2 separate regions of the Homo sapiens genome follow, and region 1 is linked to region 2. Evidence: chromatin contacts called from ENCODE Hi-C or POLR2A ChIA-PET data. All regions are on one chromosome and are shown on one strand. Each heading gives the region's core, a stretch centred on a gene start or an enhancer-like site at or near the end of the contact. The rest is flanking DNA. Distances are from core to core; before and after follow the strand shown. Region 1 overlaps RABL3 (RAB, member of RAS oncogene family like 3). Region 2 overlaps FSTL1 (follistatin like 1).

What was found. A loop is a pair of places that touch in the nucleus more often than their neighbours do. ChIA-PET counts read pairs that join two places held with the same protein, here RNA polymerase II (POLR2A). Pooled maps may share reads with other maps.
Region 1: a pooled map shows a loop between it and region 2 (5-fold over the local background). The contact joins two enhancer-like sites. A Hi-C loop is called at or near these places in 2 of 50 pooled maps. POLR2A ChIA-PET finds 5 or more read pairs at or near these places in 2 of 52 experiments (GM10248 and naive thymus-derived CD4-positive, alpha-beta T cell).

What each region holds. Positions count from the first base shown.
Region 1 is chr3:120,718,195-120,721,193 of GRCh38, reverse strand. All of the region lies in intron 2 of RABL3 (RAB, member of RAS oncogene family like 3), which reads left to right. Among named protein-coding and RNA genes, the nearest start is that of RABL3, 23 kb to the left of the region's middle. RefSeq lists enhancers at 1,469-1,618, 1,154-1,713. Within about 2 kb of position 1,520, at least 14 of the 41 ENCODE cell types and tissues checked have a DNase peak (open chromatin) inside an H3K27ac peak, as active enhancers do.
Region 2 is chr3:120,415,717-120,419,017 of GRCh38, reverse strand. It overlaps FSTL1 (follistatin like 1), which reads left to right. Exons shown (of 11, transcript NM_007085.5): 3 at 2,991-3,095. LOC124900546 (a long non-coding RNA gene) reads left to right here. Exons shown (of 2, transcript XR_007096030.1): 2 at 1-1,781. It also overlaps the pseudogene BTNL12P. Among named protein-coding and RNA genes, the nearest start is that of MIR198, 22 kb to the right of the region's middle. RefSeq lists an enhancer at 1,747-1,916. Within about 2 kb of position 1,602, at least 11 of the 41 ENCODE cell types and tissues checked have a DNase peak (open chromatin) inside an H3K27ac peak, as active enhancers do.

The DNA.
Region 1 (2,999 bases), core at 271-2,770, 300 kb before region 2:
ATTTAGTGCTTCCTTCAGGAACTCTTTTAGGGCAGGCCTGGTGGTGACAGAATCTCTCAGCATTTGCTTATCTGTAAAGTATTTTATTTCTCCTTCGCTTATGAAGCTTAGTTTGGCTGGATATGAAATTCTGGGTTGAAAATTCTTTTCTTTAAGAATGTTGAATATTGGCCCCCACTCTGTTCTGGCTTGTAGAGTTTCTGCCAAGAGATCAGCTGTTAGTCTGATGTGCTTCCCTTTGTGGGTAACCTGACTTTTCTCTCTGGCTGCCCTTAACATTTTTTCCTTCATTTCAACTTTGGTGAATCTGACAATTATGTGTCTTGGAGTTGCTCTTCTCGAGGAGTCTCTTTGTGGCGTTCTCTGTATTTCCTGAATTTGAATGTTGGCCTGCCTTGCTAGATTGGGGAAGTTCTCCTAGATAATATCCTGCAGAGTGTTTTCCAACTTGGTTCCATTCTCCCTGTCACTTTCAGGTAGACCAGTCAGACATAGATTTGGTCTTTTCACGTAGTCCCATATTTCTTGGAGGCTTTGTTCCTTTCTTTTTATTCTTTTTTCTCTAAAATTATCTTCTCGCTTCATTTCATTCATTTGATCTTCCATCGCTGATACCCTTTCTTCCAATTGATTGAATCGACTACTGAGGCTTGTGCATTCGTCACGTAGTTCTCATGCCGTGGTTTTCAGCTCCATCAGGTCCTTTAAGGACTTGTCTGTGTTGATTATTCTAGTTAGCCTTTCATCTAATCTTTTTCCAAGGTTTTTAACTTCTTTGCCTTGGGTTCGAACTTCCTCCTTTAGCTCTGAGTAGTTTGATCGTCTGAAGCCTTCTTCTCTCAAATCATCAAAGTCATTCTCCATCCAGCTTTGCTCCATTGTCGGTGATGAGCTGCGTTCCTTTGGAGGAGGAGAGGCACTCTGATTTTCAGAATTTTCAGCTTTTCTGCTCTGTTTTTTCCCCATCTTTGTGGTTTTATCTACCTTTGGTCTTTGATGATGGTGATGTACAGATGAGGTTTTGGTGAGGATGTCCTTTCTGTTTGTTAGTTTTCCTTCTAACAGTCAGGACCCTCAGCTGCAGATCTGTTGGAGTTTGCTGGAGGTCCGCTCCAGACCCTGTTTGCCTGGGTATCACCAGCGGAGGCTATAGAATGGCGGATATTGGTGAACAGCAAATGTTGCTGCCTGATTGTTCCTCTGGAAGTTTTGTCTCAGAGGAGTACCTGGCCGTGTGAGGTGTCAGTCTGCCCCTACTGGGGGGTGTCTCTCAGTTAGGCTACTCGGGGGTCAGGGACCCACTTGAGGAGGCAGTCTGTCCATTCTCAGATCTCAAGCTGCATGCTGGGAGAACCACTACTCTCTTCAAAGCTGTCAGACAGGGACATTTAAGTCTGCAGAGGTTTCTGGCTATGCCCTGCCCCCAGAGGTGGAGTCTACAGAGGCAGGCAGGCCTCCTTGAGCTGCGGTGGGCTCCACCCAGTTCGAGCTTCCTGGCTGCTTTGTTTACCTACTCAAGCCTTGGCAATGGTGGGTGCCCCTCCCCCAGCCTGGCTGCTGCCTTGCAGTTTGCTCTCAGACTGCTGTGCTAGCAATGAGCGAGGCTTCGTGGGCGTAGGACCCTTCGAGCCAGGAGCGAGATACAATCTTCTGGTGTGCCTTTTGCTAAGACCGTTGGAAAAGCGCAGTATTAGGGTGAGAGTGACCCAATTTTCCAGGTGCCATCTGTCACCGCTTCCCTTGGCTAGGAAGGGGAATTCCCTGACCCCTTGCGCTTCCCAGGTGAGGCGATGCCTCGCCTTGCTTCGACTCACACTCGGTGCGCTGTGCCCACTGTCCTGCACCCACTGTCTGGCACTCCCCAGTGAGATGAACCCAGTACCTCAGTTGGAAATGCAGGAATCATTTGTCTTCTGTGTCGCTCACGCTGGGAGCTGTAGACTGGAGCTGTTCCTATTCGGCCATCCTGGCTCCACCCTCCCCACGTCCAGTTTTATGGTCAATTTTGATAAAAATTTCATATGCACTTGAAAACAAAGTATATTTTGTAATTGTTGGGTGCAGTGTTCTAAATATGTGTTAATCATTTGTTAAATCTTCTCCATCTCTGTTGGGTGGGTTTTTTTGGTCTGTTTTTTTCATCAATTGCTAAGGAATAAGTATTATAATCTCCAACAGTAAGTGTGAATTTGTCTATTCCTCATTTTAATCCTGTCCATTTTTCATTTATATACTTTGAGATTATATTACTAGGTGAGTACTAATTTATGATTGTTTGAACTTCCTAAAGGATTTAACATTTTGTTATTTTAATATGTCCCTCCCTATATCTGGTAATACATTGTACCTCGAAGACTATTTTGTCTGATATTAAAATAGTTAAAGCCAACTTATTTTTAGTTAGTGTTTGTGTGGTTTACCTTATTTACATATTTCAACTTTCATCTTTCTGTGTCCTAATATCTATGGGATGTCTCTTATAAGTAAGATATAGCTAAATTTTGTTTTGATGACCAGTCTGACAGTCTTAGTATTTTTATTTGATTCTTGGGCCTTGCCCCCAGATATTCTGACTCAGAGTTGATTGGTGCCCAAGCATCTGCATTTTAAGAAGCATCTTGATGATTCTCTTATAGGTGAATAATGCCTTGAGAAATACTGGGTAAGGAGTGCAATCATATTGCCAAGTGGATATCAAAGTGTTTAATGACAGGACTTATAGAGCAGAGGTATAAGACTAAGAATGAGATGCTAATAGGAAGCTAGTACATATTAACGATAAGACAAGGAGGGAGGGGAGTATAGCTGATGGTCCAGAGCATCTAAAGAAGGCAGATTTTTAATATAAGGGTAGAGGAGTAATGCACTAGAAGTAGCTTTGGAGTGTTAGCAAGGCATTTCCTATTTTCTGAACTCCAAGGTAATTAGAATATTGAAAAGTGAACAGCATCTATCTGAGAGGACATAAGGAGAAGTTGTGTTTTCAAGGTAGAGGCGGA
Region 2 (3,301 bases), core at 353-2,852:
TGCTCTTCAAACGGGCCTTTTGTTTTTTCCATTCAGTGAGTCCTTCTGTTCTCTATTATCACTGCAGTGCAAGGGAGGACAGGGAAAAACGGGGACATGACAGCCCAAGGTGGTAGTGACAGCATCTCAGTGGGAAAGTTGTCTGAAAATAAATTGCCCACTGTAGTAATAGCCACTTTCAGTTGTGTGGCAGGCACTGTGCTGCCTGCAGTACATCCCGTTTAATCCTCACAACAACCCTCTAAGAATCAGTACTCCCAGTTTTCACGAGGAAGCTGAGGTTTAAAGAGAGCACCTGGCCCACGACCAGCAAGTAAGGAATAGAGGTGGGATGTGGGTAATTTAAACCTAAATCTCTGACGCACTCTTAACGCACATTCTCCCGACACTTGCTAATTATGCAACTCACACCCCCATCATAATTTCCTTACGTCATCTGGATATGAAAATAAATCAAATATAAACTGCTTTCCCTTTGGGCAGAATTCTAGCTCTGCCACTTTCTAGTTATTTAAGCCTCTGCTCTCTCACCTGTGAAATGGGGCTAGTAATGATGTCTAACTTAAGGAGTTATTGAAGAGCTTAAATCACATATAATAAAAATAGTAGGATGCCGGATATTTATAAATGGGAGTTTAGTTATCAGTGGTTGAAGATACGAGTTGGAATCCTAGCTCCTCTCATTTCTAGCTTTGGAAACTTGGGCAAGTTATCTGACCTTTCTGGTCTTCAATTTCCTCATCTATGGAATAGGGTTAATAATAATATACCTATTCTTGCAGGGTTTCCCTATAAGACAAAATCATGTGTATGAAAACATTTTGTAAATTGTACTATTCAAATATTAGTTGTTATAACTCAAAAGTTATCTGTTTCTTCAAATGGATTTTTGAGAACTATTCCTGAAAAATGACTTGGTTTAATTCAATCCGTTTTTAATACTTACTAAAAACAACAATGTAAGTTAAAAGGAGGTTCCATACATGCCACAGGCTTTTCTGCAAGTAGCTCTATAAGGCATTCCCATGAATAACAGGTTTCATATGCAGCTTGTTTTACAGTTGGTACTTCCACATGTATCTCACTGAATCTCCGCAGGGCAGGGTTGGCATTTACCCCTACTTTATAGATGAGGACATGTGAGCCTTAAAGAATGAAAATTACTAGTTAAGGACAGAGACTAGTGAGTGGAGGTTTGTGGGTGTTTGCCTGTGGAGCTGTGTGCGGGTGTCTTTGAGTGCAGGCATGTGTCTGAGCATGCTTTTTTATGCATTTGTGTGTCCATAACTCATGGGAACAACTCGTCAGCAAAAACCTTTTCCTCTTCCTTTTTCGTGTTGCCTTACATTGTCAGGCACAGTTTCCACAAGAGGGCCCTGCCTGGAGAATATCCTTGATTTTTATCTCCACTCTCTGTTTAGGAAAACAAAAGCTCTCCAATCCCCGCGGACTTCTGGGAATTACTTCCTCTTTCTTCCCCGCCTGCTAGCTTTCTTGAATTCGCCTTAGCAACATTCAAAAAAGAATTGGTTTATCAACAGCATGTGAACCAATGAAATGTGAGCTGAGAACGGCTTCTAGACCAATGGGAGCCCTGCATGACCAGCAAGCTGGCTTGGGACAGAAAATAATGACCTGGAGTTTGCAGAGCAGCCTCTGGGTGGCAGCAGACTAGCTGTATTGGATACAGCACCTCAGCTCGAAAGCCTCTTCTTTCTTTTTGCTTTTTTCCCCTAATCTTGAGTATAAAACATTCACCAACTATAAGAATTGTACTGTTACAAGACTTGTGGGTGTGAGTTCTCTGCATAATGTGGTAGACATGGCCTGGAGGGTGGACTGTCTGGTTCCATCCCTGCCTTACCCCAGCCAGCCCCATGACCCCATCGTGCCTCCTGCAGTCTTTGTTGGTTTTGTCACAGCATCTAGCCCAGTAGCCTTGAGTCTGGAGGTCTTTCGTGATTTTGCCTGCCCAGCCAGTCAGGATGAGAAGCTGGGGAAATCACATTCTCCTTCATGCAACCACCACTACCCCTGGGTTGAGTGGTGAATGAGGTGGGGCTGGCTTTCTGCCACCAGTGAATGGGAGGGAAGGGATGAGCCACCAACAGATCAGTGCCTGTCAATACCCCCACATTCTCAGGTGGCATACACTGAGACCATTCCCTGCCTTGTCAGTTCTGCTGCACACGTCTGAACAGGGGAATGCCTGACTAGCAAATGATTTGAGAATAGTTCTACTTTCAGGCAGCTTCGCCCTCTTAATCTTGAAGACAGTGGCAGACATGGGTAGGGGCTAAATGGGACCATAGCAAAAATAGCGAATCCACGTTTCCAATGGTTTAGCCATCCTTCTTTTGCCCTTTGAGATGATAATGCCTAGAACACCATTCAGTCAGGTTTGGGTCCTTCAGATAGTCATAGTTCTGTACAATGTTTCCATTTCTGCCTGACTTACTCCTCTCACCCTTTAAGAATCAGTTAAGACCTAGTATCTTCAGAAAGTATCCTTTGAAAAATTCTCACCCTCTTCCTCCCCTCCAGCTCCCTGGTGATCCTGTTCTTGCACTTCCTGTGTTGTTTTCCAAATGTCTCTTTCTTTGTGAGTTTCCTCTGAGAGTCATGGAGCTTCCTGAGGACAGGGTCTGTCCTTTGTATCTCCATCTCAGCGTAGTGTTGGCATAAAATTGGTGCTCAACAAGCATTTTTAGAAGAAAGGAAGCATGCAAGAAAGGAACTCTTGCTCTTTGAGAAACATATTAGGGACTCAGAAGTACCTGAACCTGGGCTGAAGCAGTATCTGGGAGTAGGGCACTAGCTGTTGGAGGCAACGTCTCCAACAGCTGTTTAAGACCCAACATCTAGCTGTTTAAGACCATGAGCCATGACTCCAGAGCAAAGCCCAAGCCTGAAAGATAATCTCATTATGGGCTCATTCCATAATGGGTTCATCTCAGTCACACGGTTTCCTTTATGATTGTATGTTTTAGGAAGAGCTAAGGAGCAAATCCAAGATCTGTGCCAATGTGTTTTGTGGAGCCGGCCGGGAATGTGCAGTCACAGAGAAAGGGGAACCCACCTGTCTCTGCATTGAGGTAAGTCCTGATGTCGGGAGCCAGAGGACAGTGGCCAAGGCCAATGTGGTACCTTGCGGAGCCACCCATCAGCAGGCAGTGCCAATGATTTCATTCTCTTTATAAAAGCATTCTTCATCCCCCTGAAAAACGTGGAATTCTTATTCCAGATTCCTGATTTTTAAAGCATGGATATTTTTTCTTTTAAAAAAATTTAGCTTTATAAG